Regions from separate parts of the Homo sapiens genome. Here region 1 is linked to region 2. The links are chromatin contacts, found by Hi-C or POLR2A ChIA-PET in ENCODE. All regions are on one chromosome and are shown on one strand. The core of a region is the stretch at or near the end of the contact, and the rest is flanking DNA. Distances in the headings are between cores, read along the strand shown. Region 1 has its middle 130 kb from the start of NEDD9. Region 2 overlaps LOC105374928 (a long non-coding RNA gene).

Evidence for each region. A loop is a pair of places that touch in the nucleus more often than their neighbours do. ChIA-PET counts read pairs that join two places held with the same protein, here RNA polymerase II (POLR2A). Pooled maps may share reads with other maps.
Region 1: a map with no recorded cell type shows a loop between it and region 2 (8-fold over the local background). The contact joins two enhancer-like sites. A Hi-C loop is called at or near these places in 3 of 168 maps with a recorded cell type or tissue (B cell, GM12878 and GM13976), 34 of 37 single-sample maps with no recorded cell type and 18 of 50 pooled maps. POLR2A ChIA-PET finds 5 or more read pairs at or near these places in 7 of 52 experiments (GM12878, OCI-LY7, activated B cell and 3 more).

Annotation. Positions count from the first base shown.
Region 1 is chr6:11,362,132-11,367,185 of GRCh38, reverse strand. It overlaps a transcript of NEDD9 not described here. Among named protein-coding and RNA genes, the nearest start is that of NEDD9, 130 kb to the right of the region's middle. RefSeq lists a silencer at 1,776-2,070. Within about 2 kb of position 1,377, at least 18 of the 41 ENCODE cell types and tissues checked have a DNase peak (open chromatin) inside an H3K27ac peak, as active enhancers do; they include B cell and GM12878, where a contact is called at or near this core.
Region 2 is chr6:11,459,240-11,464,264 of GRCh38, reverse strand. The region is part of intron 1 of LOC105374928 (a long non-coding RNA gene); the gene reads right to left. Among named protein-coding and RNA genes, the nearest start is that of TMEM170B, 76 kb to the left of the region's middle. RefSeq lists an enhancer at 3,854-4,043. Within about 2 kb of position 3,369, at least 7 of the 41 ENCODE cell types and tissues checked have a DNase peak (open chromatin) inside an H3K27ac peak, as active enhancers do; they include B cell and GM12878, where a contact is called at or near this core.

The sequences.
Region 1 (5,054 bases), core at 128-2,627, 95 kb after region 2:
TAACCAGACAAACCAAGGAGGAAGGATTAATGAAGAAAGCCTAATATTTTGACCAATCATAGAGTCCACTGCAGTGCCCTTTCCATTTTAATTGAGCTTTATACGGTTCTCCTCTCGAGGTAACCCTCCTTTCTTAATGTTCAGTACAGCAAAAACTAATCTAGGTTTTCTTTTTAATGTTTGATTTATCTCTTCAATCTTGGTGCTAGGTAACAACATTGGATCAAAATATTAACAGCCAAGATTTAGATATTATTTTACAATTAACACAGCACATTGACTCATATTATTTCACTTTCACAGTGGTCCTGGGGCATGTTTATTGTATCTCCCACTCTACAGATAGTGAAACTGAGGAGATCACGGTGGGAAAGATGACGTAACTCACATGAAGTTGGGCAACTGATCAGATGACACAGCTAGGACTGAAGCCTGGGTCCCCTAAGTCATTTGCTTAGAGCTCATTCAATGACGAGGCAACTCCTTGCTGTGCATCCTTTCAGCACACGTTGTTGGTGTGAAGACGCTGGTTTTCATCAGACTAAAATGCATCTTACTTCAAGATAGGCAGTTTCTGTTTTGGTTTCCACCTCTCATACATTGCTTTTAAAGTGCCAACCTCTAATGGCTATCCCATGAGAAAATCTACTGTAAGTATGAAGTGACCCTTTGGTACTACCAGTTTTTCATCCTAAATCCCTTTTCTTTCTTCTTTCTTTTCCTTTCTCTCTTTCTTTCTTTTTTCTTTCTTTCTTCCTTTCTTTTTCTTTTTTCTTTCTTCTTTTATTTCTCTCTCTCTCTGTCTTGCTCCCCCTTTCTTTCTTTCTTCATTTCTTTCTTTCTTTCTCTCTGTCTTTCTCCTTTCTTTCTTTCTCTTTCTTTCTTTCTTTCCTTCCTTCCTTCCTTCCTTCCTTCTTTCTCAGACTCTCACTCTGTCACCCACGCACAATCTCGGCTCACTGCAACCTCTGCCTCCCAGGTTCAAGTGATTCTCCTGCTTCAGCCTGCTGAGTAGCTGGGGTTACAGGCACATGCCACCACACCCGGTTACTTTTTGTAGTTTTAATAGAGACTGGGTTTCACCTTGTTGGTCAGGCTGGTCTCAAACTCCTGACCTCATGATCTGCCCACCTTGGCCTCCCAAAGTGCTGGGATTACAGGTGTGAGCCACCACGCCCAGCCTCTTTCTTTTTTTGACTGTGTCTCTTGCTCTGTCACTCAGGCTGGAGTGCAGTAGCACAATCTCGGCTCACGGCAACCTCTGCCTCCTGGGCTCAAGTGATTCTCCAGCCTCAGCCCCCCGAGTAGTTGGGTCTACAGATGCATGCCATCACATCCACCTAATTTTTGTATTTTTAGTAGAGACAGGGTTTCACCATGTTGGCCAGGCTAGTCTTGAATTCCTGAGCTCAAAGTGATCCGCCCACCTCGGCCTCCCAAAGTGCTGGGATTACAGGCGTGAGCCACTGCGCCCGGCCCCATTTTATTTTCTTTCTTCTTTTTCTTGGCATTTGTTATGATCAAGCCTTTTTTTTAAGTACTGAATATCCATGGACTCCTTCCAGTTTTACCTCATCAAAATGTGCTTGCAGGGAAGGATTTGGTCTTGTTGATTTCAATTAATGTAACTCCAAGCCACCACTCTTCTGCTATTCACCTTTTAATCTATATTTCTTACTATACATAAGAAGCTTTGCTTCTCTACTTATTTCAAGGAGTGTAGGGTGAAGATGAGGTTTTTAAATCACGGTATCTTTCTTCAGTCCTTTCCTCCAAATTCTACACGTAGATGTACTGTGCTTCAGCCAACTTATCTCTAACTAGGACATTCAGATCTACTAACTAAGCTATGACTTATTATAGGCAGGCGGTCAGCAGGAAGAGCTGTTTTTTTTTGAAAGTAGGACAAGAATAGGTCTATGGAATGTTGGGGTCACTTGGTTTCCTCAATGGAAAGAAACGGGATGTTTCTGCATTAACTAGAACACTTGAAAGGTAGGGAGGGGTGAGGGTGATTGAGAAATGATTTCAACAAACAGAACATTAAGTACTCTGTTTGTCAGACAGCGTGTTCCCATCTGGGGGGTGAGTGGCAGAAAACATAGTCGCCATCATGAGAAGAGCTCCCCTAAATCTGCCCACCCACCTCCAACTCTTGCTCCAGTCAGTTTTTCTGAATGCCCAGCCTGCTACACTGACCCTCACCGCTCTTACCCCGGTGCCAGGGTGAGAGAGGCCAGGGATCAGGTAAGGAAAGAGGAGAGGAAATGCAGAGGCTCCATTTGGCTTATAAAGGAACTGTACCATAATAGTTATTATTGTTTAAAAAAATAGCATGACATCCATTCTATTTCTCTCCCTCTTCTTCAAAGATATTTCAGCCTCAGGGACTTTCTGCTTGTTAGTGGGATGGCGAAAAATGCATGATAGATTTCTAGTTAGTAGGTAGAAGGGACGGGAGATTACATCCTAATACAGTAGAGTAACTATGTTTTATTGAGCACTTAATATGTACTGAGTGAACACACCTGCTTTGATTCACAACCACTTAATGAGGGAACTTTGGAGCCTCCTTAAGGGTTACAAGCAAAAGCTGTGGAGTCAGCTTGCCTGGGTTCAAATCCTAGTTGTGCCATGTACCTGCTGTGTGGCCTTGGTATAGTTACTTAACCTCTCCATGAATCAGCTTCCTCACCTTAAAATGGAGATAATTATAATGTCACACACCTTTGGGGGGAATTCCCAAGGCCACCCCCAGGTTCAATGACTCATTAGGAGGACCCACAGGATTCATCATAGAGACATGCCCACAGCTAAGTTCTATTACCTCAAAGACAAATCAGAATCAGCAAAGGGGAAAGCAACAGAAGAAACCAGACATGAGCTACCAAGAGTCCTCTCCTAGGGGAGTCACACAGGACATACTTAACTCCTCCAGCAACGAGTTATGACAGGTATGAAATGTTGTCTACTAGGGAAGCTCAGTAGATACTTAGTGCCAGAGTTTTGATTTGGAGCTGGTCACTTAGACACCCTCTGTCTGGCATGTACACAAATTCCAGACTCCCAGAAGGAAAGCAGGTGTTCAGCATAAACCATGTTGTTTGCACACACAGTTAAGTCACAGTGAGCCACTCATATCACGGACCAGCAGGAACCCCTCACATGTTCCCAGATGCCAGCCAAGGGCCAGCCTTGCAAGCAGGATTGAGACAGCAGTCTCAGACCTGCTATGTGAACTCTTTACTGCTTGCTACCTTTTGATTGTTGTGAGATTACATAAGGTAATATATATATCTGTTGCTTACAACAGTGCCTAATTTGTGGGAAGCCCTACAGATTTTTTTAGCCCTTACTATTATGCAGAAAAAAAAATACTCAGGTTTAGAATGACTACACAGTCAAAATGGAACAAACTGGAATCTGAATTCACATATCCCCAAAAAAGGTTCATGCATCTATTCACATCACCCTAACATGAGCAAAGTAGCATCCTTCTTCAAACCGTAACTGGGGATGTTGTTGGTGGGTCCCTCCCTTTTCAGGTTCAGAGAAGATGGAGCCTTTCATTCCAGTTGTGTTCTGAAGACAGAGCTTCTTGGAGCTATAAGCACCATTAGGTTGCTTCTTTCTCAGGTTAAACCACTCAGAGTGCATTTATGGTCTGGTACTTAATGCCCCACATGAGCATATTTCAGACTTCCCCCCCATTCCATGAGGCTTGCTTTGTTGATGTCCTTCATTTTTCAGGATACGTATCCACAAATCCATAAGAATTTTCTTCCATAAGATCTAGATAGTGAATCATCTCGCCGTAATTGAAATCATCCCATTGTAAACCATTTTTAGGCTTAAAAAAAATCTGACAAAGAAATTTCTCCCACCTACTTCTCCCAATGCAAAGTAGTTAATCAATCTCTTTAATCATGGGATTACCTCTATCTTATCTTTCACCAGGTTTTCTGGTCTTTGGTTATGTCAGTGGGCAGGGCAGCAGAGTGTCCAATAGCTAGCTGTGAATGCTAAGCAACTGTAGTAGATGCCAAATCAGTTGCACCACCAAAGTCTATGCATTGAAATGAAGTCATTGACTGCAACCAATTTAGATATCTTTTAGTATTTTTTTTTTCAAAGACGGATTTCAAAATGGGAACAGGGCTAGAAGAATCCTTTCAATTTTAAGTTAAAAATTATGCATCATCAATGCAGATTGCCATATGGTTGTAGAGTAAGATGAAACAGAGTCTTAGAGCAATAGTTTATTTCAGCATTAGCATTGTTAGTTGTTAGACATCTGTCCCTTCCAATAAATGAAGATTTTGTAAACTTCTTAGTCATTTCTGTCCCCATAGATCCAAGAATAGAATTCACACATGGTGACTGTTTATTAAAGGTCTGCTCCATTAACACTCAAATGCTAATGCACTTCCACTTAATAAAAGAGCTTCATCTTTGGGTCTGGCAGCTCATGACATATCCCAAGTGAGTAGGTGACTATTTCCTGGATGACTATAGTCAACGCAGTGCCAGATTTTGACACCTACACAAATATCTCCCTTTGGTGAGAAAAGCAAGCAAGAGTTATAGTGAAAGAATAGTGTGACTGCAGTTAATACCATAATTTGAAGAACAAATAATGGCATCTATAAAAAAATAAGATGTGAAGCTCATAGAATATAAGAATCAAAGTGCTCATGGTAGCCCTGGTTGCTACTAGCTGAGTCTACACATGCTAATAAATGGCAGAAGACATGAAAAGGCAAAGCAAGAGGCAGAACACACAGAAGAGAGAGAAAGAGAGGGATGAAAATGGAATTATGTCAGTGTACTCATAAGTTTGGACTGCTAGAACCGAGTACTATAGACTAGGCGGCTTGTAAACATCATATGTTTATTTCTTACAGTTCTGGAGACTAACATTCTGAAATAGGGTGCCTGTTGAGGCCCTCCTCTGGGTTGCAGATTGCTGCCTTCTCATTGTATTCTCACATGGCAGCAAAAGAGGTAGAGAGCTCTCTGGGATCTCTTTCATAACGGCACTACATCCATTCAGG
Region 2 (5,025 bases), core at 2,120-4,619:
ACATTTTCTTAATCCAGTCTATCATTGTTGGACATTTGGGTTGGTTCCAAGTCTTTGCTATTGTGAATAGTGCCGCAATAAACATACGTGTGTTGCACCATTCTTTAACAATATTGATTTGGAGTTCTAATGTGTCTCCTCTTATTGCTGATTGCCAAAACACCCAATCATATACTTTCCCATATACATCTATCCATGTATGTCCACAGTATCATGGTGAAGTGCGTGAACTTTGGAGTGAAACTACCTGCATTCAAACACCAGCCCCGACTAACTGCATACACTAGGCAAGGGACTTAACTACCCAGACTCATTTTCCCATCTGTAAAACAGTTATGATGATGATAGTGTACGTAGCTTAAAAATGGGGTCTAGAACATTTTAAACACTATGCAAGTGTTAGCCATGACTGTTTTATCAATAAGGGTGGAACTTTTGGGTAATATCCACTCAGTGAATCTTGGCTGGAACAGTCTGGGCAATGAAAATTTAGTGCTAAGGAGTCCAAGATTTAAATTTACATCAACTTTTAGACTGGCTAAGCTTTCTTTCTGCTCCATGCCTACAGATTCTCTAACTCCACTCAGCTATATTAATGAGTATCATGGATCCAAAGGGATCCCTGAATTAGAACAACTGTATGCTCTCTACAAAACACATGACTTCCTGAGGATCATAGAGTGGGTTAGTCATGCAACGGAATATGAGCCTTTTAGTGTTAGAATTAAATACACTGATTCTACGCCCCCACTCATAGCAGCATCATTCACAATCGCCAAAAGGTGGAAGAAACCCAAGTATCCATTGACAAGTAAATGGATAAACGTGTGGTATATTTATACAATGGAATATTATTCTGCCTTAAAAAGAATGGAAATTCTGACACACGCTACAACATGGATGCACCTTGAGAGCAAAATGCTTAGTGAAATAAGTCAGTCACAAAAGAACAAACACTGTATGATTCCGCTTACGTGAGGTACCTAAAGTAGCCAAATTTGTAGAGAGAGAAAGTTGAATTGCAGTTGCCAGGGGCTGTGGAGAGTGGGAAATGGGAATTGCTTAATGGGCATTGAGTTTCAGTTCTGCAAGATGAAACAGTTCTGGAATTGGTTGCACAACACTGTAAACATACTTAACACGACTGAACTATACACTAAAAAAATGGTTAAGATGGTAAATTTTATGTTACGTGTATTTCACCACAATTTAAAAATATCATTTAAATACTGATTTCAATCAAACCAACTATAGCGGTCACGGTGGCCACCAATTAGCGGGAGGGTATTCTGTTGTTTCTGATCTGTGAGATCTGATGAAATTATCAATGCTTTTCCCTGTCAGCAGCCAAGCTCAGTGATATGCCGCAGCTGTTGCCTGTGTTCCCCAGTACGAGAAAGAGTCTGGGCCACCCACCTTTGGCCTTTGATTCTTTGCTAGGGGAGCCACAGATATGATCCTTGAATTAAGGAGGACGTGTGGAGAAAATGCATGTATGCATCCCTGAGGTCACCCTGCTGAACCCCTTTACACATGGCAGAATGAGTGGCAGTGTTAAAAACTTCCATGTAGGTCAATAGTGTCAAATCTCATGGTTGTCAAATGGAACATTTTTGTTTCTGATGACATCGTTGGAGCTCCAGGAAATAGCCTAGGGTCTCTGTATTTGAATCCATGTTTTCTCATGGCATGTGAATGTCAAGTCTGCAGTCTGGAACATGGGCAATTCCCTCAAGCAGAAAATGGTTGCACTCTCTCATTAATTAGGACCTATTCAGATATCTATGATCAGTGGTTTCAATATGAACCCTTTAGGTTAGAATTGCTGCCTATCAATTCTTTTTTTTTTTTTTTGAGACCGAGTCTCGCTGTCTCCCAGGCTGAAGTGCAGTGGCGCAATCTCGGCTCACTGCAAGCTCTGCCTCCCGGGTTCACACCATTCTCCTGCCTCAGCCTCCCGAGTAGCTGGGACTACAGGTGCCTGCCACCACGCCTGGCTAATTCTTTTGTATTTTTAGTAGAGACGGGGTTTCACTGTGTTAGCCAGGATGGTCTGGATCTCCTGACCTCGTGATCCGCCTGCCTCAGCCTCCCAAAGTGCTGGGATTACAGGCGTGAGCCACAACGCCCAGCCTATCAATTCTTTCAAAGTGTGTTTAAATTACACTAGTATGTGTGAGTTGCAGATCTTTCATGTTTTCCAGGTGGGAGGGAGAAGGAGAGAGGACAAACATTTCATGTTTCAACACAAATGAGTCTCCTTCAAGTCCAGTGTATTAATTAACAACTGGTTATCCTTAAAAATTGTAGTATAGTGTAAACAGGAATCTATTTATTTCACTAATTAATTCATTTATTTAGACATTAGCATGAATTCTTTATTCTTCCCTCTCTGACTACCTACACATTTCCACTCCCACACACACACGTGTGTGATAAAGTGTGTGTGCATAGTACATCCATCATATAGTACAAGGAAATGTAATTTGAAACAACGACAACTTACGCCACTAAAAGAGTAGACATTTTATCTCTGATACTTTTGACACCTACTATTACAGGCTTATTTCAAGAACACAATTTTCAAATACGTTGTAGTTGGCTCTACAAAAATCAAAATGCAAAATGACAGGTTTTTTTTTTTAACCCCAAATGTCTTATGATTCAAACCCTCTTGAACAGTGTAAGCCACTCTGAAGATCAAGTGCCACCCGTTACGGGAAAGGGTACAAAAGACCTTTGACCTGTCTGCTGCTGGGGAGTTTTGGCCACATCTGGGATTTCCATCAGCACTCACCTTCTTCGGCTCATGAAGAGGCCATGGCAGGTGTTGGTTAAAGAGGGGAAGTTGCTTTCAAAAGACTGAGATGAAAGAACTACTAGAATCAAATAGCTTACTGTAAAGACTGATTCTCTTTTGCACAGTCCTAAGAAATGACCTGTCCTTGGCCTTCCAAGATCTTGCTTCCAGAATATCAACCTGTCAGGACGGGAAAGAAGCAATAGCAGGTGAGACCATCTGAGGCGATCAGAGGGTCTTGATGGCAAAAACAAACTGACTCTATCCCTTTCCCAGACCCCAGACTCCCAGCTATGGTGGGACTAAGAATGCTGAATGCTGGTTCTCAGGCCAGTGAACCTAAGAAACTGAAGAGCACAAAAAGTGCTCTTGGCAGAAACTATTTTAATAGTGCTCGAAATACTTTTAATGAGAAGGGGAAGCAGGAACTTCAAATAAAGTTTCTCTTTTGCATTCCACCAAGAACAGATGTTTGCTTTATTCAAAGAAGTTTCATGGGGGTGATTTCATGCATAGCTAAGAGCAGCAGTAGGGTTTTTTAGCTGTTAGAGCTGGGGTTGATTTACATAATCAGGGTATTACCGCTCCTGTGGCTTTCTACCTATATGCTATTAAACATATGTGTGCTTATATCTGTGTGTGTATGTGTGTGTGTGTTCATAACGCTGGAATCAAGTAAAAGGTCCACCGTCATTTCCTCATCATTCTTGGGAATATTTACAGTATCAGGGCTGCTCTCTTATCCTCCAGCTGTAATAAAGGCAGCACTTTGTACAAAATATCTCATTTAATTTTTATGACAATCCCATGAAATAGGAATTACTGTCCCCACTACATAGATGGGAAGACCGATGCTTAAAGAGGTTGAATACACATGCTAAGGTAGCATAACCAGGAGGTGGCAGAGTTGGGATCTGAGCTGAGGAAGTCCAGGGCTCTCAATTACACTCCCACAAGATAAGGAGCATACATTGTACAGGCTGCACAAAGTCATGAAGAAATCTTGGGTAACCATCTGCAAGCCCATTTACTGATTTCCTCCCTTTAATAGGGCTGACCCACAAGCCCACACACTGTGGCATCCGCTCTCCGCTACCACTTCACCCTGTGTCTCTCTGCTTATGCTGATTTCCGTCCTTTCCAAGATTAGCATTTGGCCTGCCTTCTCTCTATGGCCTCACTGGCCAACCCTGTCAGCAATGTGCCCTGAATAATAGAATCAGGCATAAAGTCCTTGCCCATCTTTCCTAGTAGAAAGGGGATCCCTCCATGGACTTCTGGAGCTGTCCCATTTATGTAGCCATAGCTAACTGCCTAGTCTCTTCTTTCACCAGAGCTCCATGATACCACATCCTGTTGAAAATGACACAAGGAGGAAGAAAAAGTCCCTTTAGGTGGTAGTCATCAACTTTTCCTTTCCACCCCCTCCAGTATGTCTTCATTCTTTCTCTTTCAGCTCTTCAATTTACTGGATTTTTTAAGAGGCTGTGCTCTGTTGCTATGTTCCAGATAGGTAGGTAAGTAGGTAGACAGATTAGATAGATGGATAGATGAATAGATTAGATAAATAGTAGATACATAGATGAATAGATTAGGTAGATGAATAGATAGGTGGATAAATGAATATATTAGACACATGATAGATAAGATAGATAAATAGATTACATAAATAGATAAATAGAAGATAGATGAATGCATTACATAGCTAGATAGATAGGTAAATGGATGGATGGATGGATGGATGGATGGATGGATGGATGGATGGATGGATGGATAGATGTAGATGAATAGATGGATGGATAGGTGAGCAGATAGATAAATAGATAGATGCATATTCTTGGCTTGGGTTACCCCAGAAGCAACCTGAAATAAGAATTCACATGCAAGTAGGAAACACTAGTAGGGGAATAGAGAAGTGAGAAACAGGCAAGAGAAGAAAACCAACCAAAGGAGAATAATCAAGAAAGTTACCACTGAGGGCAAATGAAGCTGAATTCCACTGGGGAATTCTGAGAGACAGTGTAGAGCCTGCTACTCAAAGCGGACCATCATCATCATCATCATCATCATCATCATCATCATCATCATCATCTGAAGCTCTACCACAAATCCACTGAATCAGGATGTGAATTTTTAACAGGATCCCCAAATGATAAAGTTTGTAAAGTACTGAGGTAGAATATGCCTCAAAGTTAATCAGATGAAGGGGTGAGAAAACTGTGATA